Linked DNA regions of Homo sapiens: region 2 is linked to region 1. A link is an interaction called in ENCODE POLR2A ChIA-PET data of the cell type or tissue named here. Cell type or tissue: Caco-2. All regions are shown on one strand. Links, peaks and the distances in the headings refer to the core of each region. The heading gives the core; the rest is flanking DNA. Region 1 holds the start of NXF1 (nuclear RNA export factor 1). Region 2 overlaps SLC22A8 (solute carrier family 22 member 8).

Region 1 (15,414 bases), core at 5,025-7,524:
ACCTGGGTCCCGATCTGAACTGGGCGTGGGAAGCAAAGCAGCCATGGGGGCAGGAGACCTCCCTCAGAAGGTGTGAGGGTTCAGGCCCCTGTAGGATTGTGGGGGTGAGGGTCCATGCCCCACCTCTGTTGCCCCCAAGTTCTCTCCTGATGGCCCCTCTGCGACTGTGCCTGTCTTAGGTTGTTCCTTCCCTGAGGAATCTTACCCGTCTCTGGCTAACCAGCCATCCACCGGGGCCAAACAGGGTGACGTGCAGTGTGTGAGTGAGGGAGAGGCAGCGCCCCCGAGGGGGTCAGTTCTCTGTCTCCTTGGTAGCCTATGCCCCCGTGGCCTCCACGCCCAGCACCTGCCTTGGGATTCCCTCGCCTGCTGGCGGGGCCCCAGCTCTGGTCACATCTTGGGGAACCCAGGTTTCTTCTTCAGGGAGAGCCCAGCTCATAGCACTGGGCAAGAGAGACAGATTGCATGCCACCAGCCCCTAGGAGGCCTCAACCTCAGCATGGACAGCAACAGCCCTGGGCAAGTGGATCCTGAGAAAAGGGTCCCTCTTGGCGCAAGGGCAAGAGGGGCCATCACAGTACAAAGGAGGGAAGGCCCATCTCAGTAGGAAGTCCCAGGTAGGGAGGGCTTCCTCAACCCATGGACACCAGGCTCTTGGCACAAGGCAACCCCATCTATAGGGTATGTACAAGATACCCTCTGGTTAGAGTAGAAAGGGGAGATGCCTTTCCTGGAACAACAGGGTAGGGAGATTCTAGAAAAGGTTGTGTTCAGGAAGAAAGAGAAAGGCCACAGACCCAGCAAACAGATAGTCAAGTCAGAAGAGAAGAGAGAACATCTCAGGACAAAGCTGGAAGACACAGACAGACCAAAGTGGGGAGCACGCGATCCTCTCAAAGGACAGGTGGTTCCAGCTCAGGGCTGCACATCTCCGCAGACGGGCCCTGGTCAGGATGCATTAGCTCAGCCTCCCAGGGGGTGAAGGTCCCCAGGAGGGGAGACACAGGCTACAACTGACCTGATGTAGGTGGACTGGTCTCGGAAGGTGTCACACAGGGAGTTTCCATCGAGCCAGAGCTCTTCTAGCTTCAGCCCCTTTATCTTGTCCAATTCCCGCTCAGACTTCAACTGCAAAGGGTGGAAGGAACAAAGGGAGGAGACCCTGGTGAAGACAGCCAGCTGGCTCCCCATACCCCCAGTCCCTACGCTTAGCTCTGAGATCTTTTCTAATCTTTTAAAATTTTTTCTTTTTTTTTTTTTTTTGGGACAGGGTCTCACTCTGTCACCCAAGTTCAGTGCCGTGGCATGATCATAGTTCACTGCAGCCTCAAACTCCTGGACTCAAGAGATCCTCCCACCTCAGACTCCTGGGTAGCTAGGACTACAGGCATGTGACATCATGCTCGACTAATTTATTTTTTAAATTAAAAAAATTTTTTTGAGACAGGTTGCTCAGGCTAGAATGCAACGGCACAATCATAACTCACTGCAGCCTTGAACTCCTGAGCTCAAGCAATCCTCCCACCTCAGCCCCCTGGGGCAGCTTGGACTAGAGGCGTGCAAACTCCTAGCCTTAAGTGATCCTCCTGCCTTGGCCTCCCAAAGTGTTAGGATTAGAGTTGCAAACCAGCACATCTGGCCTGAGTTCTCTCTCTTGCCTCTTGCCATCACTGGACAAACTCTCTACACCCTCTACCCACCCCTTCAAAAATATAGCCGAGCTATCAATTCTCACTTCATTTCCAGAAAGGTTTAGGATCTTCAGGTTGGGTGCCTTCTGAACAATGCTAGACATGTCATCCAGCCTGTACAGCCTGTTGTTGCTCAAGTTCAAGGACAATAGCTGTGAGGAGAGAAGAGTTTAGAGGAGGCACCACCAGCAAGTGGATCAGAGACGAATCTGCCCTCCAGCCACTTCCTATCTAACACACCCTGCTTCCTCATGCCTAATACTGGGCCAAAGGCCTTACCTCAGGGATGTTCTCTTCAATGATCCTCAGGGTAGCTGCCATACAGCTTCTGCGATTCAGGACAACGTCAATGTTCTGGGCCACCAAATCTTCAGGAAGCAGAAGGGAAGGAAAGGGAAGACTGAGAGGGTTTGCCCATGCCAGCATTAGCAGTAAAACATCCTCAAACTTTCCCTCCCTGACAGATCCCACCTTATCACCACCTATCTGAGAACTACTGCTGTCAACCATACCTGGGTCTGAACGGAGGCCTTTGAGGTCAAGGGCTTGTTGGGAGCCATCGTATCGTTTGCTCATGATCAGCTAGAGGAAAAAGAAGGGTTTAGTGGTCACTGGGTTTGTGTGTGGGGGGTGGGGGTGTGAGAAGTAGTAAGACTGGGTTGGAAACATCTAATTTGAGCCTGCCTCACCTTTAGCTGTTCTACTTGTTCTGGCTTCAGTTCATTCAGTATAGTGTGGGGTGGAGCAGAAGAGTTGATGATGATAGATATCTGGAGGGAAGACACAGAGGGCACAGAAAACTCTAGGGAAGCCTAAGCCGCAAGAACAAGACCCAGTCCCTGCTCTGAGCACCAACCTCCACCTCCAGCCAAGCCAGGCCCTTTAAACACACCCTTCGGTTCTCCCGATCCAAAATCTTATAGTTGACAGCCTTCAATGCAGAGGCAGTACTGGCGTCTTCAACGAAGAACTGGGCCCGTGTATTCTCATAGTGAAACTACAAGAGGAAACAGGAGCATTACACTGGGAGTCCAGAGCCCTTGGGGAGGGGCATTACGCTGGGAGTCCAGCTTGCCCCTTCACCATCCCTGGTGCCTGGCCAGCCAGCCACTCAGGCCTTGTCTTACCTCAATAGGGGTGAAGGGCACACTGCACTTGCTCTGAATCATGCTCAGGAGCCATGCCTTGTCATACTTTCTGCCATAAGGAATCTAGAAATGAGAGAAAGAGAAAAGAAGGGAATGATAAGTAAGGCTGAATAGCAGACCCAATACAATGCCTTTTATACCTTCTACCAAACTTTTAAAGACTATCTAAAGAAAGGACCAGTACTAGGTTTTCTACTTGAGATACACATAGATTCTTTAACTCCTTTCTGTCTACTTACACTTACTATTTTTTCTTAGTAACAGGGCCTCACTCTGTCACTCAGGCTGGAGTGCAGTGGTGCGATCATAGCTCACTGCAGCCTTCATTTCCTAGGCTCAAGCGATCCTCCTGTCTCAGCTTTCTGGAGTAGCTAGGACTACAGGCATGTACTACCATGCCCGGCTAATTTTAAAATTTTCTGTAGAGAAGGGGTCTTGCTGTATTTCCCAGACTGGTCTTGAACTCCCAGCCTCAAGTGATCCTCCACCTCGGCCTCTCAAAGTGCTGGGATTACAGGCATGAGCCACTGTACCCAGCCCATTTACACTTATAATCTCTCAAAAAAAAATCAATTTTATTTATTCTAAAAGTTCCAAGATATTATTTACACCTTGCCTGCCCCTCAGAGAACTCCAGGGCACTCCAGGGACTCCAAGCCCCACACTCAGCCTGAGCCAAATGAAGACATCCAGAGGAATTACTCCCTCCCCCAACCAAAATTTTCATATTTCTCTTCCACCCCTTCTCTGAACCTGCTCTAAGGTGTTGGAAGATACTGATTCCTAGGAGAAAAGATAGATACTTGAGTGTGGAGTAATCAGATGACAAGGAGAATTTTTGGGCTGGGTGCGGTGGCTCATGCCTATAATCCCAGCACTTTGGGGGGCCAAGGCGGGCAGATCATGACGTCAGGAGTTCGAGACCAGCCTGGCCAATACAGTGAAACCCCGTCTCTACTAAAAATACAAAAATTAGCCGGGCGTGGTGGTGGGTGTCTGTAGTCCCAGCTACTCGGGAGACTGAGGCAGAATAGCTTGAACCCGGGAGGCGGAGGCTGCAGTGAGCCGAGATCACGCCACTGTACTCCAGCCTGGGTGACAGAGCAAGACTCCATTTAAAAAAAATAATAATAATAATTTTTGTGGAATAAAATTAAACATCTCCACTCTCAGCGTGGCCTCCTATCTCTACTGTACCATCTACTTTCTCAAAGTACTCACTGTAATCTTGAACCAGTTCTTTGAGGTCCCATCCTGGCTGGTGCCAGCCCCTCCTCTCTCTGGAGGAGCTCTGTCTCTCCGCACAGTAACATGAATGCGATCTCGATCATGCCAAGTATCACCCCGACGGTTAGGTCGGGTGGTATAGGGGTTGCTGTGGGTAAGCAGAGAATAAAATGACCACAAATGCTAGGAAAGTCTTCTCAAAGGCCTTCCTGCACTGTTAGTGGGACTACAACTAAGACTGTTTAATCACTAAGCTAGTCCTGGCATTTCTCACTCTAACAGGTGGGAAAGGAAATGACATGGACAGTAAAAGGGCCATATAATCTCATGAGCCACTAAATTCAAACCAGACCAACTGGTCACTCACTATCGTACTCGGGGACCATCCTGGGCATCACTCATTGCCACATCTCCATCATCTTCCTCAAGGCGGGAAGACCGAATACCAGAACCGCCTCTTCCAGACCTACGGTTTCCTTCACCATATTTCCACCGGAAGGGACCCCGGCCTTTCTTCTTTCTTTGAGGGAAATTAACGCGTTCATCATCGTGTTCTAGAGTTAGAAACAGGAACACAAATTAGAAGTAAGTAACTGGTCCGGTTTGGTGTGGCAATCATAGCTTCTAGTACTCTGAACTATTGGAAGAGATACATACTAACGACAGAGGCCATCTCCATGCAAACTCCGCTCCCTATCCACAGGAAAGAACCCTCTCTGTGGGAGGGCAGCATCAGGGAAAAGTTACTGGAAAACTGTGTAGGGCTTTTGAAAAATGAAGTAGAAACTGGAATTAGAGAGAAGCAGGATGTAGAAATGTGAGACCCAAAAGTGTAACTGAACACAAATCAGACCTCTGAAAGCCACCTGAAATCTGCCACTCAGTACTTTGTCTATACAGTGCAGACGCCAGTTACAAATATGACCAGTTTAAGGATCCTCTAAAAATTCTCCTTGTTCTCAAACTGCCACTTTGAAGTTTTGTGAGGAGCTCTTCGTTTCCATGGCCAGAAATGTCCTTTAACTCAGGAGACAAATTCTAGACTCAGGCTCTAGTGGCAGTGCCAGGCTAGGGTGCTTAACCAGGGACCCTGGAATGCTCTCCAGGAAGATGACCTTCTGATTCATGCTGTGTAGGACTGGCGTCTTAAAAAAGGTCCCTAACTCCCAAAAGAGGTCTGCCTAATACCCAGCACTCTGTAAACAATGAATCTCAACAAATGACCCTAGGAAAAAAGAACATAGAAGGCGCAGCTAACATTCACTGAGAACTTTCTCCAGTGCCGGCCACTATGCTTCAGGCACTTGATAGGAATGATCTCATTTCCCCTCCCCACACACACTCTTAAGAAATGCTGTTGTTATTCCACATTAAGGGGGTGGAAAACGAGAGTTTTAAATTCACGGTTTCAACCTCCACCACGCACTCCTAACTTACTACAAAGAACTAACACCCAGTGTAGTGTTCAGACTAGAATATCCAGTTGATGTGTAAGTCTCGAATATTAAGCCAAAGCCCAGGCCCGAGAGTTCAAGACCGACTGGACGCAGTAAAAAATAGGGCATCAGGGCAGCCCACGAGCAGGGCACTCACTCACATTAAAGGAAGAGTCAGGCCGCCAAACCTAACTGACAGGCATCAACCACCCACAAAGTTCAAAGGAATCCCGTCACCCTACCCCCGAGCCATCCGCTCCGAGCCGCAGGTCCCCCAACACCAGGATGCCAGCAGGAATCCAGGAGTCAACAACTCGGGTGTCCACCTCGAGTGCCCGGCCCCCCGCGCGCCGCTCCCCGCGGACGCCGGGCCCCTAGCGGCCTCACGCCCCGGGGGCTGAGGCCTAGGCCGGCGCCGCCCACCCGCGCCCCAGATAGCCAGTTCCCGACCCGAAGACCAGCACTTACCGCTGTACGACTTCCCCTCGTCCGCCATGCCACAGCGAAGATCAAGGGCGGGCTCAGGCGCTGGCCGCTACGCCGGCAAACAACCTAACTCCCAAGCGCTCAGGACCGAAGTGTCCCTACGCCGGGCGCCACCGCATTTATACAGCAAAGCACGTCGCGCGCCGCTGACGTCCCAGGCTGTGGGCGGTGCCGCCGCCCGGAGAAAGCGCGGCCCCCTGCGCGTGCGCACACTTAAGGCCGTCGTTCGAGGGGCGGGGCCTGGCCCTCCACGCCCCGCCCAAGACCTGAACTTGCGGAACCCCGGCTGGCAGCCAGCATGTCCCCGCACCTTTTCATCTGTCCGCTGACGCTGCCCTGGCAGCTTCAGAGTTAGTGCTAGAGCACAGTGCTGCCGCCGCAGCCCAGAACTCAGTGAGGAAGGGGGCCGCACAAAGGGCTTCAGAGGAATGGAGACCGCGCCTCCAGGTGGGAGTGATGGCTCAGACCCCTACCGGAATCTAGCCAGTGTTTCAGCTCGGCTCCTTGTCTATACCTCGCTTTCTTCGCCTATAAGATGGATTAACAAATCACGAAGTTGAGAATTAGAATGTGAGCTCGAACGTTGACTAATTAAGGGCTTTTTTTCCTCGAGGGCTTGACTCGGCAGGTACTATGCCTGGCACATGGTAAAAACTCAACATATATTTGTGAAATAAATGAATTTGTGTTATGAATTTCCCCCACCCCGCCCCGCCCTGAGTTGCTGAGTCAAATGATACGACATCTGTCAGGGGTTTGGCGAGCATTGTCTTCACAGACCTTCCATCAATGGCGTCCCCTACTAGAAACCCATCGTGTCAACGGGGCAGACAGTGAAGCTCACCAGCAGTGGCAACTTGCTGGAGATGCCGAGGAGGACATTTTAAAATATCAGGGCCTTGGGCTCTCCTAGACCCCCAAAAGCACCACCACCAGCCCCTGACTGTTGTCTCTATAGCTTCAACTTCCTTTGGAATGTATGAGACAGGGGCACTCGAGTGACCTCAGAATGTGGTTGTGAGTCTCGGTCAGGAAGAACAAAGCACACTAATCTCCCTGGACGGTGGGTATTCTGGGCAGGTGTCTCCATTCTCTGTGACTGGCTTTGATTTGGTGAAGTGCTTGGAGGGAATCAAAAGCCTCAACTGGAGTTGGGAACAAATTCTTCACCTTCCACTCCTGGAAGCAGGCAGAGCTTCTGCCTCGCTTAGCTCAAGGAAGAATTACGGCCAAATAGTTGGAGGATACAGATGAAACAGGTCCAAACACTGCTTGAGATAGTCCTGGAAGTTGCCCCCAATCAGGGACCCCCTCTGGGATCCTGCTCCCCTGTGTGAAAGGAAGTTTCCACGCTAATGAAGTGTTGCAACACTTGGTTCTCCCCTGCCTAGAGGCAGCTGTGTGTCAGAGCCCAAAATAGCCTGTGTCAGCAGTGATACCTGGCAGAGCCATTAGCCCAACCCTTTCAGTTCTGGTACTGGGCAGTGGGCTCTCTCCACTCGCTGCCTAGGCCCTTCGACGCTCCCACCCAGAAATGATGACATGGCTAGTGAGGCTGACAGTCTTGCTGTAATTGGGAGAAAACGAGCTGCAGCACATTTGGCAGATTGAGTCACCAGCAGCCAATGTCAGGGGTTGTGCAGGCAGCTGAAGGGCTCAGGGCTCCCTGCCTCACATGGTGAAAGAGGAAGAAAGAGGTCAATTGGGAAAATTGGTCCCTGGGGCTGCTTCCTCTCTTCACTCACAGGAAGGTGGGTAAGGGCATCATCTCCCTTTGCTGCCAACGCTTCCTTTGGGAGAGGCTGGAGAGGGTTTATAAAAATCTCCTAGTGGAAACAACCTCCCCCACTGGCCCCCAGCTGGCCTCTGCTCCCTTCCAGTCACTTCACAGCAGAGTTCAAATCTAGAACCCTGTGTGTTTCATAGGCCTGAGGGTGGTGGGGGGAGGACAGGGTGGCCAGAGGCAAGGGGTGGGGGATCAGGGGCAGTGGTCATTCTTAGCAGTTCCAGGGAAACAGGGCCTTTCTCCCAAGTACCCTGCACAGGCTCAGTGGCAGCACTGGCCACTTGCCTTCCCAGGAGGGTCCCAAACCCCAACAGAGTGCCTCAGAGTAGAGAGGGTTCAAGCAAGGAAGACCACAAAGATGATGAAGAAGACAATGAGGATGAGGAAGATTTTGACCATGAGCCACCGGTTGGAGGTGACAGACTGGAAGTACTTGAGGATCTCTGAATGGGCGGCCTCAACGTCCAGCTGGGCTCCTAGCACGTTCTCGTCGATCCTGGGGACAAGGCCGGGAGAAGAGGAAACAAAAGGACACTGGATTAAAAAGAATGCTGTTGAAGTCCATTTATTGACATGGAAAGATGGTCACAATATGATCCCATTCTTATATATATTTGTGTATAGAAAAGGCTTTGGAAGGGTACTATAAACAAGTTATTTCTGGTTTGAAAACCAACTCTGCCATTTATTAGCTTAAGACTCTAAGTTAGTCTAACTTCAAGCTTCATTTTCCTCACCGGCAAAATGAGGATAACCCAAACCCTACCTTCTCTCAGGCTACTGTCTGTCTTCAATGAGTTAGTATAAAGTCCCTAACCCACAAGAGCCCCGAAAATGTTAGTTACAATTTTTCCTCATCAGTATTTACATTTTTATCTGGTGAGTATGTATTATATTTATTGTAAGGGGAAAAATGTTCACAGACCATTGCAGTCAGGAAATCATGGTTCTGAGTGAAAAAGGAAAACATAATGACACGGACAGGAAATCAGGGGATAAAAAAAGCTCTATGGCCAACCATGGTGGCTCAGGCCAGTAATCCCAGCACTTTGGGAGGCTGAGGTGGGCAGATGGCTTGAGCTCACGAGTTTGAGACCAGCCTAGGCAACATGGCAAAACCCCATCTCTGCAAAAAATACAAAAATTAGCTGGGTGTGCTGGTGTGACCCTACAGTCCCAGCTACTCGGGAGGCTGAGGTGGGAGGATAGCTTGAACCCAGGAGGTTGAGGAGCTTGATGCTGCAGTGAGATTGTGCCACTGCACTCCAGCATGGGTGACATAGCAAGACTGCCTCAGGGGGAAAAAAAAAAAAAAACACCAAAAAAAAAGGTATATGGACCCTAGTTTTGGCCAGGCTGTAATCCCAGCACTTTGGTAGGCCCAGGCAGGAGGATCACTTGAGCCTAGGAGTTGGAGACCAGCTTGAACAACATGGTAAGACACTTGTCTCTACTAAAAAAATAATAATAAATAAGTATATTGGAGGATGTGAGTAGATTACATGCAAATATGACAAGATTTTATGGGACTTGCGGATGCATGGATTTTGGTTTCCTCTGGGGCTCTTGGAGCCAATGCCCCACAATACCAAGGGATGAGTGTGCTTAATCTGATAGTTAGCACCTTGAACAAGTGATTAAATTGACATCAGCAATAAAAGGGATAACCTCATCAAGTGCCTACTAATGTAATCATCGCAGCACTAATTTAATCAGTGTTAGATTTAATTTAACATTGAACAAAACAAGTTGATGTCATGAAAAATAAAACAAAAGGCCCACTGAAGACACACATCAAATACAAAATGTGAATCTTCCTGGGTCTTAAATTGAAAGAAAAAAGATAAAAACTTTTGTTTTAAATATCAAATGGGGGCCGGACATGGTGGCTCACACCTGTAATCCCAGCACTTTGGGAGGCCGAGGCAGGCCGATCACGAAGTCAGGAGATTGAGACCATTCAGGCTAACATGGTGAAACACTGTCTCTACTAAAAATACAAAAAATTAGCCGGGCATGGTGGCGGGCACCTGTAGTCCCGGCTATTCGGGAGGCTGAGGCAGGAGAATGGCTTGAACCCAGGAGGTGGAGCTTGCAGTGAGCCGAGATCGTGCCACTGCACTCCAGCCTGGGTGACAGAGCGAGACTCCGTCTCAAAAAAAAAAAAAAAAAAAAATCAGATGGGGAAACTTGAACATGGGCTGATTACTGGATCATGTTGGAGAACTGTTAATTTTCTTAGTTTGAAAATGACATTATGGGCAGGGCGTGGTGGCTCACACCTGTAATCCCAGCACTTTGGGAGGCCGAGGTGGGTGCATCACGAGGTCAGGAGATGGAGACCATCCTGGCTAACACGGTGAAACCCCGTCTCTACTAAAAATACAAAAAATTAGCCAGGCGTGGTGGCGGGCGCCTGTAGTCCCAGCTACTCAGGAGGCTGAGGCAGGAGAATGGTGTGAACCTGGGAGGCAGAGCTTGCAGTGAGTGGAGATCGCACCATTGCACTCCAGCCTGGGAAACAGAGCAAGACTCTGTCTCAAAAAAAAAAAAAAAAAAAAAAAAAAAAAAAAGACATTATGGCTGTTCAGGAGAATGCCTTATTATTAGCATGCTGTAGTATCTAGGAATAAAACAGCATGAAATTTGCACCTACTTTCAAATAATTCGGCAAAAGAAAGAGGGGAAAGGCTGAATGTGGTGGCTCACGCCGATAATCCCAGCACTCTGGGAGGCTGAGGTGGGCGGATCACAAGTTCAGGGGTTTGAGACCCGCCTGACCAACATAGTGAAAACCTGTCTCTACTAAAAATACAAAAATTAGCTGGATGTGGTGACGTGCACCTGTAACCCCAGCTACTCAGGAGGCTGAGGCAGGAGAACCACTTGAACCCGGGAGGCGGAGATTGCAGTGAGCTGAGATCTCGCACCACTGCACTCCAACCTGGGTGACAGAGCAAGACTCCATCTCAAAAAAAAAAAAAAAAAAGAAAGAAAAAGAAAAAAAGTGACAAAATGTTAACAATTGGTGGCCAGATCTGGCCAACGCCTGTAATCCCAGCACTTTGGGAAGCCAAGGTGGCTGGATTGCTTGAGTTCAGGAGTTCAAGAACAGCCTGGGGAATATAGGAGACTCTGTCTCTACAAAAAAATTTAAAAATTAGCTGGACATGGTGGCATGTACCTGTTATCCCAGCTACTGGGGAGGCTGAGGTGGGGGGATCACTTGTGCCCAGGAGTTTGAGGCTGCAGTGAGCCATTATTGCGCTACTGCACTATAGCCTGAGTGACAGAGTGTCACCTTGTCTCAAAAGAAAAGAAAAAAACAAATATGAAAACAAAAAAAGTTAGTGACTACAGGTGAAGGGAATATGAGTGTTTATTGTGCTATCCTCCCAACTTTTCTGTAGTTTGAATATTTTATGAGGTGAAAAGGAAAATGACTGAGCAACATTAGATCAGTGGTTTTCACACCTTAGGAAAAATAAGAATCACCTGTTGAATTCTCAAATATAAAAATTCTCAAGTGTCACAACCAGAAATTCTAGGTTGGGGCCCAAGAATCTGCATCCCAAAAAACTTCAGACTTAATCAGTGGTTTCTAGAGCAAGTGCTGAAACCCAGATCCACTGGCATGCAGGGAGGAAGCATATGAATGTCTACACCTATTTTAAAGATGGCATCCTTTCATAAATTTATTTTGTATATGGTTGCCCATAAATTCTACTTCCTTATTTCTTTTATGCTCCAACATACTGTAAAATTGCTACTGAGCCATTCCACTGAAAATACTGGCACTGATCCAATTAATTCAAGCCCCTCCTGACTCAAACACATCCTTACCTCGAACTTTCTTTCTCAGGAGCAAGGAGAAATAACCACTCCTTAAAATTCTTCTATCCCAAGTTCTAAGGACACATTTCTCTCTCTGCTTTCTTCTCTCATCTTCCTCAACCTTCCTCCTCAGTCTGGCCAGATTCTTCCCTTCTCTACATACCCCCTGACTCCATGGGGGATCTGTCCTGACCTTTTTTTCACTTTACCCAGTCTCTGGGTGGTCTATGCCCAGGGTTTCACCAAGAGGCCACTGTCCTAAGTCCTTACCTCTAGCACTGCCTTCTCTTCCAAACATCAGAACATGAAATGCCTACTAAACTCTGTCATTTAGCTGTCCCATGAAGTCTGAGGCACTCAGCACACCCAGAACAAACCTAATTCTCACCCAGCATCAATCCGCTTGCTTCTTCTTATGTTCTCTCCCTGACACCAAATTTCTTGCTGTGACACACAGGTTATCTGTGACCTGGCCTTGCCTCTCACCACTCCCCCAGCCATGCTGAATAATTCTGCACTCCTGTATCTACCAAGTTCTTTCTCATTTCTGTGCTGTTTTTTCCTCACATGGAACAGCTTCTCCTTTCCCCTTTTTGGGCTGGCATTCCCTCCAAGTCTTAGCTTGGTATCACTTCTGGGAAGGCCCCTTGGCCCCATCTAGGAGCAGTACCTACTCTGAGTTCTCTCATCCCTTTTTTTTTTTTTTTAATAGACACGGGGTCTCTGTGTTGCACAGGCTTTCTTGAACTGCTGGCCTCAAGTAATCTGCCTCGGCCTCCCAAAGTGCTAGGATTACAGGGATGAGCCACCACACCCAGCCTCATCCCCTTCTCTTCTTGCCCTATCATACTGAGCTGTCACTGTCAACTTATGTCTCTCCTACTAGTGAGCTCCAGGAGGACCAGAATGGTCTTTCACCCTTTTATCCTCAGACCCAGCAGGATTAGCTCACAGCAGCAACAAATGTTTGCTAAACCAATGAGCAAACACATGCTAACAGTGAAAAATACTTATGACACTGTTTCAAGGAAGACTAGAATGTAAAGTTGCCTATATGCTATAACTTTATTTTAGATGTATATGGATTGAGGAAAGAACTCAAATACCTTTTTTTTTTTTTTTTTTTTTGAGATGGAGTTTTGCTCTTGTTGCCCAGGCTGGAGTGCAATGGTGCGATCTCAGCTCACAGCAACCTCCGCCTCCCGGGTTCAAACCATTCTCCTGCCTCAGCCTCCAGAGTAGCTGGGATTACAGGCATGCGCCACCATGCCTGGCTAATTTTGTATTTTTAGTAGAGACAGGGTTTCTCCATGTTGGTCAGGCTGGTTTCAAACTCTGGACCTCAGGTGGTCCGCCCGCCTCGGCCTCCCAAAGTGCTGGGATTACAGGCATGAGCCACTGCGCCTGGCCCTCCATATCTTTTATAATTCTGTTTCACTGACTCTATAATATTCTTTTTTTTGGAAACGGTGTCTCACTCTGTTGCCCAGGTTGGAGTGCAGTGGCGTGTGGCGTGATCTGGGCTCACTGCAAGCTCCGCCTCCTGGGTTCACGCCATTCTCCTGCCTCAGCCTCCCTAGTAGCTGGGACTACAGGCGCCGGTCACCACACCCGGCTAATTTTTTTGTATTTTTTTTAGTAGAGATGGGGTTTCACCGTGTTAGCCAGGATGGTCTCGATCTCCTGACCTCGTGATTCGCCTGTCTCGCCTCCCAAAGAGCTGAGATTACAGGCGTGAGCCACCACGCCCAGACTTAATATTCTAATATTCAAAATACAACATAGCTCAGGGAGCTATGGTGTTTATGGCATAATTCTGCAAGGGGTTCCCTAGGTCTCAGCTGAAATAGATAAAAATCAATTAGGCCGGGTGCGGTGGCTCACGCCTGTAATCCCAGCACTTTGGGAGGCCGAGGTGGGCGGATCACGAGGTCTAGGAGTTCAAGACCAGCCTGGCCAATATGGTGACACCCCATCTCTACTAAAAATACAAAAATTATCCGGACATGGTGGCTCGTGCCTGTAGTCCCAGCTACTTGGGAGGCTGAGGCAGAAGAATCATTTGAACCCAGGAGGCGGAGGTTGCCACTGCACTCCAGCCTGGGTGGCAGAGTGAGACTCCGTCTCAAAAAAAAAAAAAAAAAAAATCAGTCAATTATTAGCCAGGCATGGTGGTGCATGCCTGTAATCCCAGCTACTCGGGAGGCTGAGGCAGGAGAATCACTTGAACCTGGGAGGAAGGGGTTGCAGTGAGCCAAGATAATGCCACTGCACTGCAGCCTGGGTGACAGAGTGAGACTGTCTCAAACAAACAACAACAAAAAAAATCAGTCAATTCTCCTGACTCTAGGATCAAGACAGCTGTACTCACGGTACCTTATAAATGGCTGGTGCTCAACATATAGTAGTTGAATAAACAAACTTTCTTTTAATCAGTAGTTCCCAAACCTGGATGCTCATCAGAACCCCCTATGGAATTTGTAAAAATGAAGCTCCCTGAAAAGCCCACTCCATTCACATCTCTCGAATCAGAATCTCCAAGTGTTTTCTTTTACCTTGGCCAGTTAAATGTGTGAGGCTGCTTAGTGGATTGATGTTCAGAAACCGGCTTTATACAAATGTAGGTGTTCACTCAGTTTCACATGATCAACAACGTAGAGTAAAAGCACTCTGCTAGATACCGTGGGGAATAAAGATCAATCAGGGTTGGACCCTGCTAAAGGGATAAGATCAAGTGGGCAGGAGTGGATTCCTAAAACCTCCTACACCTCCTCTCCTCTACTGGCTTTTCTTCTTAATGAGCTGAGAAGACTGAAGTGGTCTGAAGATAAATGCCGCTCCACCCCGAGCATTGCTACAATAGCCTCTGTCTTCCCACCTATCGCCAGCTCCTCTTAGAGCCAAGCCTTGATTTATGCCCCGGAGCCCACTTCCTTTCACCTTCTCAAGGACATCATTTCAAGAATTCTCCCATCTTTCTCCTATATTATCATTTTTAAATTTATCCGTTGCATCATTTCCATTGGCATGCTAACATACCTTTATTTTCTCTCAGCCTTTTAAACCCTCTAGGCTCCCACCAGACATATTTGGAACAACTTGAGCACTCACAATAATCATTGCCCTAACTAATAATAAGACAACCAATACATTAAAACCTATAATTAAAGCCTATAGCGATGCTCAGAAAAGAGGAAGAATTTAATTAATTTACTTGAGATGGAGTTTCGCTCTTGTTGCTCAGGATGAAGTGCAATGGCACAACCTTGGCTCATTGCAACCTCCACCTCCTGGGTTCAAGTGATTTTAGTGCCTCAGCCTCCCAAGTAGCTAGCATTACAGGCATGCACCACCACGCCCTAATTTTGTATTTTTGGCAGAGATGGGTTTCACCATGTTGATCAGCCTGGTCTCGAACTCCCGACCTTAGGTGATCCACCCACTTCTGCCTCCCAAAGTGCTGGGATTACAGGTGTGAGCCACCGCACCCGGGACTCTTCCTTTTTTTTTTTTTAGATAAGAGTCTCACTCTGTTGCCCAGGCTGGAGTGCAACGGCGTGATCTCGGCTCACCCAACTTCCGCCTCCCAGGTTCAAGAGATTCTCCTGCCTCAGCATGCCAAATAGTTGGGATTACAGGCAGGTGCCACCACGCTCAGCTAATTTTTTTTTTTTTTTTGAGATGGAGTTTCGCTCGTTGCCCAGGCTGGAGTGTAATGGCGCAATCTTGGCTCACCGCAACCGCTGCCTCCCGGGTTCAGGTGATTTTCCTGCATGCGCCACCACGCTCAGCAAATTTTGTGTTTT
Region 2 (15,414 bases), core at 12,510-15,009, 210 kb after region 1:
GAAGGGGCACCAGCTTCTGCATCCCCACGGCTACTGACATCCTCCCCACGGATGCTGTTGATATCGCCCTCCGTTGGGTCTTCCTGCTGTTCTGATGCTGACCCTAAGTTCATCATCCCCATTTTACAGATGCCACAGCTGAGGCTCAAGGCGATAGGACTCAAACCTAGGTGTGTCTGTTTCCAAACTCATGCTCTTAACCACTGCTTCTCCAGTGGCAAGTGACTTTCCTTGTTCTGCCTCAGTTTCCTGATCTGTAAAATGGGAATAATAGTGTCACTTACTTGCAAGTGGTATTGAATGAGATTGTGTACCTAGCAGAGTGTCAGGTCCAGGGTAAGTCCTCAGTATTGACAGCTGCTATTACTATGCTTGTTGTCATTTTTAAATTTAAGTGAGGCCTCTGAGGTCCTGAGAGGGGGTGGCACCTTGACCAAGGTCACAGGGAGCCTGTGGTTGAGCCAGACCCAGACCCCATTCTCTTTTGGCTTCTGGATGGTGCTCCCCAAAGCCCAGCTCCATGCCCCACTGCAGCTCACTCAAGATGACGGTGCTCAGGGTAATGCCTGAGATGCCAAAGCCACACAGGAAGCGGAAGACCATGTAGATGGGGAAGGTGGGGCTGAAGGCTGCACCGGAGCCGCTGGCTGCCAGCAGCAGGTAGCTGCAGGTCAGGATGGGCCTGCGGCCAAACCTGTAGCTCGAAGGAGAGGAGGGGCCAGGTTAGCCACAGTGTGCCTGCCAAGAGGAGTGACTCTGCATGCTGTGGGGCAAAGGGCTGAATCCGACCCCCAACCTTTCCCTGTTGGGCACATAAAGCTCCCTCCCCAGACACAGCTTTCTTGGTAATTGCTATTTTTGACAAGTTTGCAATTAGAGGTTTGAGTTAATGAGTGATCTCCTCTACATCCGCCTCAGCTTAGCTGACTGAGCAGGGGTCAAAGGACCGCCCATCTCTAAGCAGTCCATCTCCTCTGCCTCCACTGCTACACAGCCACTACGCTGTGTCCCAAAACCTGGAGGTTTTTTCCCCTGGAAGAAGGGAAGGCTGGAGGCCAGACACGGTGGTTCATGCCTGTAATCCCGGCACTTTGGGAGGCCAAGATGGGAGGGTCACTTGAGGTCAGGAGTTTGAGACCAGCCTGACCAACATGGTGAAACCTCGTCTCTACTAAAAATACAAAAATTAGCCAGGCGTGGTGACACACGCCTGTAATCCCAGCTACTCGGGTGGCTGAGGCAGGAGAATCACTTGAATCCGGGAGGTGGAGGTTGCAGTGAGCTGAGATTGTGCCATCGCACTCCAGCCTGGGCAATAAGAGTGAGACTCCGTCTTAAGAGAAAAAAAAAAAAAAAAAAAAGGAAGGCTGGAAGATTCCAGTTGTAAGGGCTTTGGGGTGGAGAGAAGGCTGTGGTCCAGAAAGGTAGTGAGGTTTGCCCAAGGCCACACAGCAAGAGCCATCCCACCCTCCCCCAGCTCTTTGCCTCTTTGCGGGTGCACGGGTGGAGCAGAGTAGGGAAGGGTTGTCCCCATGGGTCATGCTTCCATGGGCTGTGCCCCCATGTCTCACCTGTCAGACAGGTCTCCAAGCACGAGCCCTCCAATCAGTATACCTGCCATGAAGATAGACTGGGCCATCTCCTTCAGTTTGTTGGAGTTGCACACCAAGTCCCACTGCACAAGAGAAAGGTAGGGCTAGCCTAACTCAGTGTAGACAGCCTGCTCAGCCATGCTCAGCCTGTGGCCTCATACATGTGGGCTTCCTCTCCCAGCGCCCTGACTTTGCCCCTACCTCCCAAGGACCGTTTCCTTTTTCAGCCCGGCTCGGAGCTCCTTGGGTTTGTCTGTGGCTCTTCGGCCCCTGACCTGCATCCCTCAGGCATGTGTGGCCTGTCATATGGCTCTCAAAGTCCACTCAGCTACCACATCCAGGTCTGGCCTCAACTGCTTCCTCCTCTCCAAGTTGCCTGCTTCCCTGTTTGCCTCCTCCCTGCCCCTCACATAGCCCAGGCCAGTCCCTCTGCGTACCCCCTTGACCTTGCCTTCTCTCCTCTACAGGGACGTTCCTCTATCCTTGCCACCTCTCTTCATCCTGCAGATCCAGTCTCTCTCTCTCTCTGCTCCTCCTCATCAGTATTTAGGTGTGTCCAAATCTCTCCATCTTAAAACCTCTTTCCTTTCCTCATTCACTCCATTTCTCTCTTCCCTTCAAAGCCAAATCCTTTGAACGAGGAGCTGTACTTGCTGTCACTCCATCCTCATCTCCTTTTCATGTCTCACTTCTGCCCCCAACCCATCCACTGAATCTGTGCTTATCAAGGTCACTGAAGTTTCATTTTTACGGCGCACAATGGAACGTCCCTAATCCTGGCCTGGCTTGCCCTCTGGCAGATGTGGATGCTGCTGATCTCGCCCTCCGTCAGGCTTCCTGCTGTTCTGCACTCCTCGTCTCCTTCACAGCTCGTTTCTCTCTGCCTAGTCCTTGAAGCTTTCCCAGGGCTCTTCCTGAATCCTCCTCTCTCTCCACTTTCCCCAGGCGATGCCATCTGTTCCTGCGGCTTCAATTCCTATTTTATACTGAAGATTCCAAATCTACAACTCCAGCCCAACCTATCTTCTGACCCACAGAGGAGTAGATTCAGTGGTCCCACTTGAGAACTCTGCCTGGATAGAGTCACAGGCACATCCCAGATTCAATGGGACTTATCACCCCACTTCTCATTAAAGTCCCAATCTCAGGGACTGGTAACCTTCTCTTTTTAATTAATTAATTAATTAAATTAATTTTTTTTTGAGACAGGGTCTCACTCTGTCACCCAGGCTGACTACAGTGGCATGATCATGGCTCAATGAAGCCTCAGTCTCCTGGGCTAAAGCCATCCTCCTAAGTAACTGGGACTACAGGTGTGCATGACCACACCTGGCTAATTTTGGATTTTGTATATAGACAGGAGCTCACTATGTTGCCCAGGCTGGTCTCTAACTCCTGGCCTCAAGTGATCTGCCTGTCTTGGCCTCCCAAAATACTGGAATTACAGATGTGAGTCACCACATCCAGCCTCTTTTTTATTTTTATTTAAAAAAAATTATATCATTTTTAATTGGCAAATCATAATTATATTACATATATGAAAACAATGTGGTGTTTTGATATATGTATGCAATGTGAAGTGATTAAATCAAGCTAATTAACATCACTTCATTTACTTGACATTTTTTGTGGTGATACTTTTGAAAGTCACCCTTCTAGTTATGGTGAAATAAACAATACATCATTATTCTTGACTGTAGCCATCATGCTGTGAAACAGATCTCAAAACGTATTCCACCCATCTAGCTGAAACTTTGTACCCTTTGATCAGTAACTCCCCATTCCTTTCCCCAGCCCCTTCCCCCCGAGCTTTTGGTAACCATCATTCTACTCTCTACTTCTGTGAATTGGACTTTTTTTTAAAGATACCATATATAAATGAGATCATGCTGATAACCCTCTTGATTCCTTCCTCCCTCTCCTACTCCACAATCACTTGATCTTCAAGATTCTAGCTTTTTGATATTTCTTGAATCTGGATTCTTCTATTTCCAATACTACTGCCTTAGTGTAGGCCTCATCATCTTGCACTTAGATTAATAATGACAACTGATATTTATTGAGGGTGTTCTAGGTACTGGGCACTGTTCTAAGCTCTTTCCATGTTTTAACTTTAATCTTCACAATAACCTTATTATGTAGGTGCTAATATCATGCTATTTTACAGATAAAGAACCTGAGGCCCAGATGAGGCTGCTGCAGCAACCTCTTGACAGGTCTACTGGACTTCGGCCTCATCCCTTCCTAGCCATTCTTTCCCTGATAACCTGAAGGGCTAAAACGCCACTCAAATCAGGTGCCTGTCTTGCCTAAAGTGCTCACTGGCTTCTCCTTGCCCTTTCGGTAAAGATAATGCCCCATTAACATGGGTTTATGAGGCCCTCCATGCTCTGGCCCCTGCCTACCTGTCTGGTCTAATCTGCTAATCCCCAACATGCACCCTTTGCTCCAGCCATCTGAATTACTTGTGCGATGAAGTGGAGAATTTAATTCAATAGAAATGCCTCACAAGAATGTTTTGGAAGCAAAACATTCCAAAAGGTGAAGAACCAAACATTCCAGGGAGCTCTTTCTCACTTTCCTCAGTTGGAAGTGAGGGAGAATGGTGGTGGATGGAATCTCCGGGTCCTACAGCTGTCTCAGAGTGGCCCAGCATGGCCAGCAAGCCTGGTGGTCCGTTTTAGTTGGGAAGGGGGCCTGCATGGTATGTGTGTTGGGAGGAGATGGAGGAGGGACAAAGGTAAAGGAAGAAGCAAGGGGGTGTGAGGTGGAGGAATGTGCAAGGGGCCATCTAGAGAGACTTCTGGTACTTTGTGGCATGCTGTGTAAAGTCCCTTTAGGAAAATCTAAAGGAGAGACCTACTGTTCACCTAAATTCATTCACCCCTTCTTCCATAGTAAATAGCACATTTCCCTGATGACCTTGTACTGAGTGGGGCCATGTAGTTCTTGACAATGGAATGTGAGTAGAAGAGATGTATGTTACTTCCACCTCATTTGCTTAAGAGGGATTCCCTAGTCTGGACTTGCATGCTTTCTTCCCCTCCTGTTGGTGGGAATGGTGACAACTAGAACAACTCTGGAGAGTTGCTGTCAGTCTGGGTCCCTGAATGACTCTGTGAAGCAGAACCACCCATTGGCCTAAAATGCTACTCACCTTGGAACTGTTACATGAGAAAGAGAAACACTTCAATATTTTTCGAGCCATGAATTATTGTTGTTATAATAACCTAGCCTATCCTGATACATCCCATAAGAAGTTGCAAATGGAAATTAGATTTTTATCCCAACCTCCATGATAATTAGTGCCTTAAGAAATCAATAATCTGTTTGGATCATGAGAAGGTCAATTGTCAGACCTGCTTGGAAGGTTTCAGGCTGCTGTCCTGCTCCACCATCTGAGACCAGATCTGCTGGATCTTGGTTTCTACCATGATACTTGTGATCATGTAGGCTTTAGAATAACTGTCATGAGCTGGTTTCTACCAGAAAATTGAGCAATTTACAGAAAATATCATTCCTGGAATAAACTTTTGAGACCTGTTTAGAACATGCCTGAATCCTTACAATGGCTTACGAGGCCCTGGAAAATCAGCCAACATCTTTATCCCTGTCACCTCTCTGCTCTTACCTGCTACTGCCCTCTCCCTCACATACTCCACTCTCGTTGAATTGTTCGCCTTGCTGCTCCATAAACATTTCAAGCATGCTCCTACCTCAGAGTCTTGGTGTATGTTGTTCTCTTTTTCTAGAATGTTCTCCCAGATAGCTACTTGACTTGCACCTCCTTCAGATCTTTGCTCAAATGTTATCTTCTCAGTGAGACCTCCCTATTTACAATTATAACTCCCAGCAGCCTATACCTCTCTACCCTACTTAATTTTCTCAGTAGTGCTTATACCATCAGAATGCTGAATGATTTTCCATCTTTTTGGTTTATTGCATGTTTCTCTCCCAAGAATATCAGCCTGATGAAGATAAGGCTTTTAGTCTGTTTTGTTTACTACTGTACTTTCATTATCAAGAACAGTATCCGATACATACTAGGCACTCAATACTTGTGGAATTGAATGTGTGAACATTCCACAGAAAGAACAGAGGGATTGAGAGCCTTAGAAGTTAGAGATCTGCCAGTGTCTACATGAGAGGTCATAGGGCCCACACTCCAAATGCTATGTGCCTCATTTCACCAGAATGAGTGCATGTCAATATGGATAGTGTCTAGGCTGTATGTGCTGAGGATATAACCACACGCCAGTGAGCAGGAGAGAAGTGTTTTTTCTTCACAGTCAGACTGGGAAACCTACTATGGAAAAATTGTCTACTGGAGGATTATCATCCTTCAATGACATTTAGAAGCTTGGAAGGAAGAGTGATTTGTGGTTAAATATTTTTAAAAAATTGAACTTCAATTGCACTCTAAATTGCTCCCAGAGATTTCATGGTTAATGAAGCACATCAGAACTGATGAGAAAAATATGGCCATGGCTTCCCTAAAGATCAACACAAATCTGTTTTCCCTGAAGACCAACACAAATCTTCCCTGAAGATCAGGAGAAAGCTTTGCAAATAATGCCATAATAACCTTATAAAGTAGGTACTCGTGTTATTTCTTTTTATAGACAAAGAATCTGATCTCACAGGGTAAGTGGCTTGCCCAAGCATGGCTTGGTTCATTTCAAGACAGAGACTGAAACTCAGATCTGAGATCTGCAACTGTTATGGGTTGACTTGTGTCCCTCCAAAAAATACATTGAAGTTTTAACTCTTCGTGGATCAGAATACGACCTCATTTGGAAATAGAGTTGTTGTAGATGTAATTAGCTAAGTTATAATATGAGGAGATTATACTGAGGTAGAGTGGGTTCTTAATTCACTATGACTCGTGTTCTTATAAGAAGACAAGAGAGAGACACATGGGGATGTTATGATCCACAGAGGCAGAGATTGGACTGATGCGTCTACAAGCTGGGGAATGCCAAGGGTTTCCGGCAACCACCAGAAGCTGGCAGAGGCAAGGAAGGATTCTTCCCTAGAGCCTTTGGAGAGGACACACCAACACCTTGAGTTTGGATTTCTAGACTCCAGATCTGTGAGACAATAAAATCTGTTGTTCTGAGCCACCCAATTTGTTGTGCTTTGTTATGGTAGCCCTAGGAAACTAATATACGGCACGATTCCTGAATATTTGAAGGAACTGCTGGCTTTATAAGGGGTGATTGGAAGAGGATTGGGACTAGACAAGCATGGCAATGAGGGAACCAGATGTGGAGCAAATGGGAGAGATTTTTAAAGGCATCCTGGAATTTCTGGGAGAGAGGAAGGTATTTAGAGAGAATTTTGGCATGCTTTCTGTGCAAAGACCCTAAGAAGGCCCTTTTAAGAAAACTTAGGCTAGATGTCTTGATTATTACTCAGGGTGTCAAGAGTGTGACTTGTGTTTCCCTTGACTGTGTCTCCATGGTAGTCTGAGCCATGCAAGTCCTTGGATTCCATCAGGTTACACTACAGAAGCTCCATGCTATTGCATTTCTCTTTGCTTTGGTGCTGGTTATGATCCCCTTATTCTAGTAGTGTTGGCAGTCCTTTGAAACTCATGTCAATATCGTCTTTTTGGAGAGCCAGGAACTTCTTTTATGGTCGTCTGGCACAAACAGGTGGTCAATAAGTGTTTGTCAGTTCGATAAATGGATAAGAGTGTCTAGCCGCCCAGGGTAGGTAAGGTGCTCCTCATTTCCCTTTCTTGTTCTTACCTCCAATAGGGCACCTATTACATGGCATTCTAACTGCTTATTCACTTGTTTGCTGTCCTGTATTCTGTAATCTTGCTGAGGACTGAGAATGTCTCATTTGAGTTTTTTTTTTTTTTTTTTTTTTTTTTTTTTGAGACAGAGTCTTGCTCTGTTACTCAGGCTGGAGTACAGTGGTGCAATCTCAGCTCACTGTAACCTCTACCTCCCAGGTTCAAGTGATTCTCCTGCATCAGCCTCCTGAGTAGCTGGGATTATAGGCATGCGCCACCATGCCTGGCTAATTTTTTTTTTTTTTAGTAGAGACAAGATTTCACCATGTTAGCTAGCATGGTTTTGACCTCCTGACCTCATGATCCTCCCGCCTAGGCCTCCCAAAGTGCTGGGATTACAGGCGTGAGCCACCGCGCCCAGCCTTGAGGTTTTATCTCTAATAGCTAGCAGAATAGTTGCTACATAGTATATGTTAATGTTTCCTCAACAAATAATTAATGAGTGAACAGGGCTGGGAGAATTTTGGCATGCTTTCTGTACCAAGACCCTGAGGAGGCCCTGTTAAGAAAACCTATAGCAGATGTCTTGATTATTACTCAAAGTGTTGAGTGTGACTTGTGTTTCCCTGGACTGTGTCTCCATGCATAGGCTGTGCCACTTGGAGTCCTTGGATTTAATTATCCTTATTTTACTGAGGAAGCCCAGAGAGGGAAGAAAGGCAACTTGTTGGTTGAACAGAGCCAGTTACTCAACCTCCTGGTGGTTCTGTTTAGTCCTCGGCATGACCTTGGCTGATCCGTCTCATCAACTTTTGGCAATTCCACATAATGTTCTTGCTCCCAGTATTCTAGTTCAGTGTTCCTTTTTTTCTTACTCTGTCTCCCAGGCTGGAGTACAGTGGTGCGATCTCGGCTCACTGCAACCTCTGCCTCCCAGGTTCATGCGATTCTCCTGTCTCAGCCTCCGGAGTAGCTGGGACTACAGGCACCCACCACCATGCCTGGCTAATTTTTGTATTTTTAGTAGAGACGAGGTTTCACCATGTTGGACTAGGCTGGTCTCAAACTCCTGACCTCAGGTGATCCACCTGCCTCAGCCTCCCAAAATGCTGGGATTACAGGCATAAGCCACTGCGCCTGGCCTAGTTCAGTGTTCTTGACCATCTTTTTCCTTTCTTGGAATGTAGCCGAGCCCCAAGGGAGCTGGGTTCTGGAAGGAAAGGGTAGGAAACTCACTGCCATGCCTTTCTGTATGGGCTGATGCATCAGGAAGGTGGTGGGGAAGAAAGAGAAAAGCACGATGCTCAGGAGAAAGCTTTGCAATTAATGGCGTAATAACCTTATAAAGTAGGTACTATTGTTATCTCTTTTTATAGACAAAGAACCTGAGGCTCAGAGGGTAAGTGGCTTGCTCAAGCATAGCTTAATTCATTTCAAGAAAGAGACTCAAACTCAGGTCTGCTGGACCCAAGATGCTACCCTTGGCCCTGAGCACAGCTCCTTGATGCCTCCCTGCGTGCCGTGCTCTGAGGCCTGGGCTGCTGAAGGAAAGGCACCATACACGGGAGCTGTTACTGTGAGCCACTGTAAGACAGCATAGCCCAGCATAGGCTGGGATTGTGGTCAAGGAGGCAGTCAAGGTCAGAGCCAGATAAGCTGCTCTGACATCATATCCAAAGTGTGAGCAGCAAGAAGTGAGGCTAGGTGGCCCCTGCAGAGCATGAGGCAGAAAGTGGGCTGTAGAGAGTCAGGACGAGCCATTTGTGATCAGGACCATGATCAGCAGGATGGGGCCCTGCTGTGTGTGCGGGGAGCTGGCTGAACCAGGAAACAGCCTGCCTTAGTTCAGGGGCCTTTTGGAGCTAGGTCAGGTCTAGCTTAGGGGAGAATTGCTGCTGCCCATGTGCATTCCTGGATCCCTAGAGGAACCTGTGCTGGGGCAAAAGGACCAGAGAGGATGAGCCAGGTATCTTGGGGACAGTCAAAAAGACATCAGTTTCCAGCTCTGCCACTTAGGAGCTATGTGTTCTGGGGCCAATTACTTAACCTCCGTGTGGCTCAGCCTCTTCATCAGTACCCACAGGTACCTAGTACCTGCTTCTCAGGCTTGTGAATGACATAGGAATGAAAAGCACCCAGCACTTATACCTGGAAAACAATAGGCACTCAATTCACAATAGCTGTCTTATTATTATTGTCACTATTAATGCCATTAAGTCATTGTAAGGCCTGTGCTCACAGGGACAGCTCATGCAGTAGAAAGGGCATGGATTCTGTAGTCAGGACCTCCCAACACCCCCCGTCTTCTGTAAAAGCTTGACCCACCATCATGTCTGGGAAGGCCACCTTCTGGATCTGAGCCCGGTGTATTCCTCTGTAAAATGGGGACAATAGTGCCTGATTTGCAGGGTCACGAGAGAAGGGATGCAAACACCAGCCCAGGTCCCTGCGTACAGTGGGTGCTCACTGGTGAGTTCCTGATCCTGGAGAGCTCACAGGAAGGTCCCACCTCCTCCTGCGCACATAATCAGGGGCTTTCTCGGTCAGGGCTGTCAATAGGGATCAGGCTGGCTTGAAAAGTGGTTTGGGTGGGGCTCTCAGGCCTTTTCCCAGGAGTCAGATTGGAGGCGAGGAAAGAGATGGAGGAGGATGAGCCCCCGGCAGGGCTGAGGGTGGGCAAATGGGGGTGTGAAGCAGAAGTGCTGCTGGAGATGAGAGATGGGCAACTGGGGACTGGGGATTGGGATGAAGGAGGGTCAGAGGCGGCTGACCAGAGACCCGGCAGGGGACCCTCCCAGGGTGGAAGTCTGCTCACAAGAGGCCTCACTGGGCAGCCTCTCTGCTTCTCCAGCAGCTGACCTGGGGCCTCCTTGGAGCAGTCTTCCACCCTGGAGAGGGTGGGGGACGGGCTTCTTGCAGCCCTGGAGACAAGGCAGGGAGGCTCAAGGCCCAGAGACGAAGCCCAGGGCCCTTAGAGAGATGGGTCTTGCTCATCCATGGCCAGGCCCAGGCCCTGAGGCCCACAAGCTGAGGTTCAGTGGTGGGGACTATGGGGTACGTGCCTCTCCAGGGAGCCCAGAGTCCAGAATTCGTGTTCCCATGCTTTCTAGACTTAAAGGCCTTTGTTTCCTCTTAATGTCCTAGTAAAGCTCATTCTGAAAAATCCTGACCTTCTCTGCTGCACCAAGAGAAAGGAATTTGTGGTCACCCCTGCCAGGAAAGCTTAGGGGATCAGAAGGGGGAGGGAGACCGCCTCCACTCCTGTCCAGACCCAGTGCTGGGCTTGTGCACTCCACCAGCTCAGCCCTCCAGCCCTCTTGCCCCCTCCAAGAGGGACCCTCCTTAAAATCCCCATTCTACAGATGAGGGGACTGAAGCTGGAGTGGCGAGGTCACTTGCCAGGTTGCTGACTGTGGGGGAGGAGCTGGATCTGAGCAGAAGAGGAGGGCCAGGCTGAGGAGGGAGGCAAAGTCAGGGCCTGGGTGAGCTAGAAACAACTGTGAGAGCTGGCTCCCCTTTTTACCAGGGGATCCCCCTCTCTTGTGATGGGGACAAACCCTCTAGTTCTCAGACATCCCTATTAACAACAACAGCAAAAAAGCATGGCACCAGCAAGGAGTGCAGCTAACATGAAGATGGAATGCTGTGTGCCAGGCCCTGGGCTCAGTACTGTGCTTGCGTTATCCCCGTTCACCCTCACACTTGCTTTCTTAGCCCTTTTTACGGATGAGGAATCCGAGACTTCTAGGGATCATGATATTCCTGATCATTGGCAGAGGCAGGTTGTGAGCTCTGGTTCACGATCCCACACTGTTTGCGAGATGGCCCCTTGCTTCTACTAACAGGTGTCACCTGGACTGATCTCGCTCTTCACCAAATACCCTGCCTTCCTCATTACCACCCTCTTCACCTGGAGCCAACGCATCGGTTTCCCGCCTCTGTGTCAGAGACCTACTTCTAGGTAAGGTCCAGCTACTGCTCTTCTCTAGCTGAGGGGCACCAGAACCTGACCCAAGCACATGGAACTGGACTTGTTATGGCTGAACCACAAACAGAAAGATGAAAGGGTTCTGCCCTTGCTGTGCTGGTACCAGTGTGGCTGGCTGGGTCCAGCCACTAATGCATTAATGGCCGGGCAGGGACACTTCCTAAGTGCTCTCACAGCTGAGAGTTCTAGGGATCTGGCACCTGATGAATGCCTGGGCCAGACCTGACCCAGAGAAGGGTGCGGTGCCCTGAGGCCTGGTGACCCCCGGCGTCCTGCTGGGATGGCGGTTCACACTATCTCAGCTGCTGAAATGGTGACTGGGAACTGGCTCAAGCGTGAACTGATGCTTGACTGGGTACAAGACCTGCAACCTCTCTCTCCGTCTGGCCTTTCTAGAGGCTTCTCGAGGGGTTTTCTGGAAAGGAAGCCACTTCCCAGCAGTGAGCGGTGTCTACATCCCTCCCGTCTGTCTCTCCCGCCAGGCTCTGAGGGGGCAAGTCCTTCATTCAGTGTTGATTGAGCACTTGCCATGCATCTAGTCCTGTGATGACAGGGTGGGTGAGAGAGGCACAGTCTCTGCCCTGGAGAAGCTACTAAAGGCAGGGAAGGAGGATCTGTGATGTCCCTGGGCAGCAGGGTGCACAGTCAGCCTCACGGATTGTGGGTTGGGGGTTGTGCATTCCTGAGGAGCATAGGCTCTGGAGCCTGACTCCTGACTTTGACTCCCCACTCCATCCTGTATGAAACGTGAGGCCTTGGGCCAATGACCTGTCCCTCAGTTTCCTCATCTGTGAAATGGGATAAGAAAGGTGCTAACCTTAGAGGGTTATTGTGAAGATGAAATGAGTTTATGTGGCCGAAGTGCTTAGAACCATCTGGCACAGTGTGAGCATGCAGTAAATGTTATTGTGATGGTGATTTAATTGTTCTCTGTGAGATTTTTGTTTCTTTGGCTAGGTTCTGTGTTTTTGGAGGACATGGGCGGTGGGTTTTACTCCTCTTTGTCTTCCCAGGTCTCAGGTGCACGGCAAGTCACCTGTACATTTGGAAACTTACTTATGGCTATTGAGGCATCTTTGACTCCCTCCCTGTCCCTCACTCCCTGCATCATTCAGTTGCATTCAGTTACCAGGTCCCAGAGACTCCAACTTCCTGGCCTTCCTGGTATCTATTCTGACTGTCCCTTCTATCTGTCGTCTTTGTCCTGGATCCCTGTGCAGCTTGCTAACGGGTCTCCCTGCTGCTGGACTAAAACACTCCACAAACTACCCTCTAAGGGGCAGTCAGAGTGACGAGCCTTCGAAGGTGACCTGTGGTGTCACTCTCCTGCTTAACACCACCACAGTCACTGGCTCCCCATTGCCCTTAGGACAAAGGCCACACCTTTACCTCTGTAGCATCCAAGCTGGGCCCTCTTGCTGTCCTCTCTAGCTCCATGTCTGGGGACCTCCATATCCTACTGCTCACTCCTCCAGCCTTCCCCTGGAAACTGCAATCTTGACTTTTTGCTCTCTTTTTCTTTTTTTTTTTTTTTGAGATGGGGTTGTCTTGCTCTGTGCCCAGGCTGGAGTGCAGTGGTGTGATCTTGGCTCACTGCAACCTCCGCCTCCTAGGTTCAAGCAATTCTCCTGTCTCAGCCACTTGAGTAGCTGGGACTACAGGTGTGCACCACCACACCTTGCTAATTTTTATGTTTTTAGTAGAGACAGGGTTTCACCATATTGGCCAGGCTGGTCTCAAACTCCTGACCTCAGGTGATCTGCCTGCCTTGGCCTCCCAAAGTAGCTGGGATTACAGGTGTGAGCCACTGCACCCGGCCTTTCTTCTTGCTTCTGTGCCTTTGCATTTGACCCTCCTTCCCCGCCACTCTTCCTTTTGCCTGGGGTTCACTGCTCACTAACTCTCACCTCCCAAAGTGCTGGGATTACAGGCATGAGCTACTGCGCCCGGCCTTTCTTCTTGCCTCTGTGTCTTTGCGTTTGACCCTTCTCCCCCACCATCCTTCCTTTTGCCTGGAGTGCGCTGCTCACTAACTCCTACCTCTCCATGCCCAGTGTGGGCATTACTGACTCCAGCAAGCCCGCCTCAATCCTCACTCCAGGCTGGTTAGATAACCCTCCCCTGGGCCTCAGAGCACTCTGAGTGTACAAAGCGCATATTCATTCATTCCACAGAACACCTCCTCTGTACCAGGCACTATTCTAGCTGCTGCAGATAAGAGTAGTAAACAAAGCAGCAGAAAATCCCTGCCTTGGGAAACGTGTGTATTCCACCAAACTGCCCATGATCCTTGAGAGCGGGTCTGCGTCTCGCTGGTGGTGTGCTCCTGGAGGGAACGCAGGGCTAGCGGCTCTTCGACTTTATGTCCTCAGTATTATGCACTGGGTGTCAATAAATGGATACTTGATGGGTTTCAGGCATTATGCTTGGTGCTGGGGGGAGAAAGTAGCAAACATGACAGGGAGGAGATATAATCTAGGTATATGAGAGCAGCAAATGTCATGGTGTGGAGGGCAGGTGTGTGTGTTTGGGTCCTGAATCTGCCACTTATTAGCTGTGTGACCTCGAGCAAGCTACTTAACCTCTCTGTGCTTCAGTTTCCCCATCTGAGAGAGAGAATTACAATACAAACTATCTTACAGTGTGTTCAGGAAGGTTAAAAGTGTTAATATCTGTGAAGCTCTTAGAACAATGCCTACCACATAGTAAGCACTTTATATAAAAATATTTGTTAAACAAATGAATAACAATCACACAGACTCTGAACATAGCCCTAAATTCAAATCCTGCCTCTGCCAGGTTCTAGCCGTGTATAACATGGGAAGGTCATGGAATCAAGCTGAGCCTCAGTTTCCTCATCTGTGAACTGGAGATAATACTTCTCTTAAAGAGATTACATCTCCTGGGCCTCCAGGAACCCACAGATGTATAGTGCTTGGCACCAGGTAAGGGCTTTGCAACGAACGCATCTCTTCTCATGAGGCAAAACAGGCTCCTGCCCTTGAGGGGTTCATGGTACCCAAGGGAGGATGAAAACACTGGTCTCTGCTCACTGCTCAGACGCCACCTCCTCCATGAAGCCTCCCTTGAATCCAACAGTTTCTCCCTCATTTGGACCCCCGTAAACATTTGTCTCCCTGTACTTCTTATGGGCTTTAGCTGTAAATTCCAGTTCTGAAACTGACCAGCCATGTGGCACTGGACAATCATTTCCTTTCTCTGGGTCTTAGGTTTTTTATTTTTAAAAATTCTGTAAGGGGAGATAGAAATCACCTTCAACGGAGCATCACGTTGGAATCAAACAAGACAGTGTCTACAAAGCCCCCAAATGTGCCTGTCAGTTAGTGACGCCCAATACATGCCAATCCCCAATTTCTCATCTTCATCCTATCATAGGCTCCTGACTGGCCTGTCAGTTCATTGAAGAGTCTGATTTAACTCTGGATTTCCCCGAGGTGGCAGGTGAGAGAGTCAATGAATCAGTGAAGGGCTGTGGGAATGAGAGGTGAACCCATGAGTGACTGTGTGTGTGTGGATGAGACATTTTCTGGGTCTGCTGTGGAGTGTTTCAAGCCTCCCCTCTGTGCGGTCCCTCCTCCACAGCCCTCCCACCTTGGGGTCTTTGCACAAGACGGACTTTTCCTCCTTTCCCTCACTGCCTGTTTGGCCCTTGACTGATGTTTATATCTCAGTTCCAGGGGCATTTCTGTAGGGAGGATTCCTTCAACACCCATTCCCCACGCCCTCACTCTCACACCCACCCCAGAGGTCGGTCATAGTGCAAGGTCACTTTGAAGTTGCAATTTTACACTTATTTGTGTGGTGTTTTCCTTAATGGGTGCTATCTCCACCGGGCTGTAGACCCCCTGGGAGCAGGCATGGTGCATTTTTGTATTCCCAGAGCTTAGCTCTGTGCCCGTCACAGAACAGGCCCTCAGTAGCAGTTTGTTGAAGCACTGCTTGGACTCTGAGTGGGAAGAAGCCAAGGGTCTTGGTGCATGAGCTTCTGCACTCAGGTCCTTCCTCTTTGCCTGCCCAGTGACCTGTCCTCAGTTCCTGGGAACACCAGACCCCAGCCTCCTCTGCTGCCC

The links. Peaks named below come from ENCODE experiments on the same cell type or tissue, not always from the same donor. Only the 100,000 strongest peaks of a DNase experiment are listed, where the experiment ranks them.
Region 2: POLR2A ChIA-PET joins it to region 1 with 5 read pairs; 2 of 35 experiments call an interaction of 5 or more read pairs at or near these places.

The regions. Positions count from the first base shown.
Region 1 is chr11:62,799,359-62,814,772 of GRCh38, forward strand. NXF1 (nuclear RNA export factor 1) reads right to left here and starts at 6,082. Exons shown (of 21, transcript NM_006362.5): 1 at 5,971-6,082; 2 at 4,434-4,620; 3 at 4,061-4,214; 4 at 2,819-2,902; 5 at 2,584-2,688; 6 at 2,381-2,461; 7 at 2,204-2,273; 8 at 1,971-2,059; 9 at 1,736-1,843; 10 at 1,019-1,128. The coding sequence starts at 5,998. It overlaps STX5 (syntaxin 5), which reads right to left. Exons shown (of 11, transcript NM_003164.5): 11 at 7,502-8,270. The coding sequence ends at 8,111. RefSeq lists enhancers at 5,875-6,374, 6,341-6,530, 6,551-6,600. In Caco-2, for the core only: no CTCF peak of the experiment used is centred there; DNase peaks (open chromatin) are centred at 5,749 and 6,163; H3K4me3 peaks cover 2,191 bases.
Region 2 is chr11:62,999,149-63,014,562 of GRCh38, forward strand. It overlaps SLC22A8 (solute carrier family 22 member 8), which reads right to left. Exons shown (of 11, transcript NM_004254.4): 3 at 1,572-1,675; 4 at 540-694. Among named protein-coding and RNA genes, the nearest start is that of SLC22A8, 9.0 kb to the right of the region's middle. RefSeq lists an enhancer at 1-220. In Caco-2, for the core only: no CTCF peak of the experiment used is centred there; no DNase peak of the experiment used is centred there.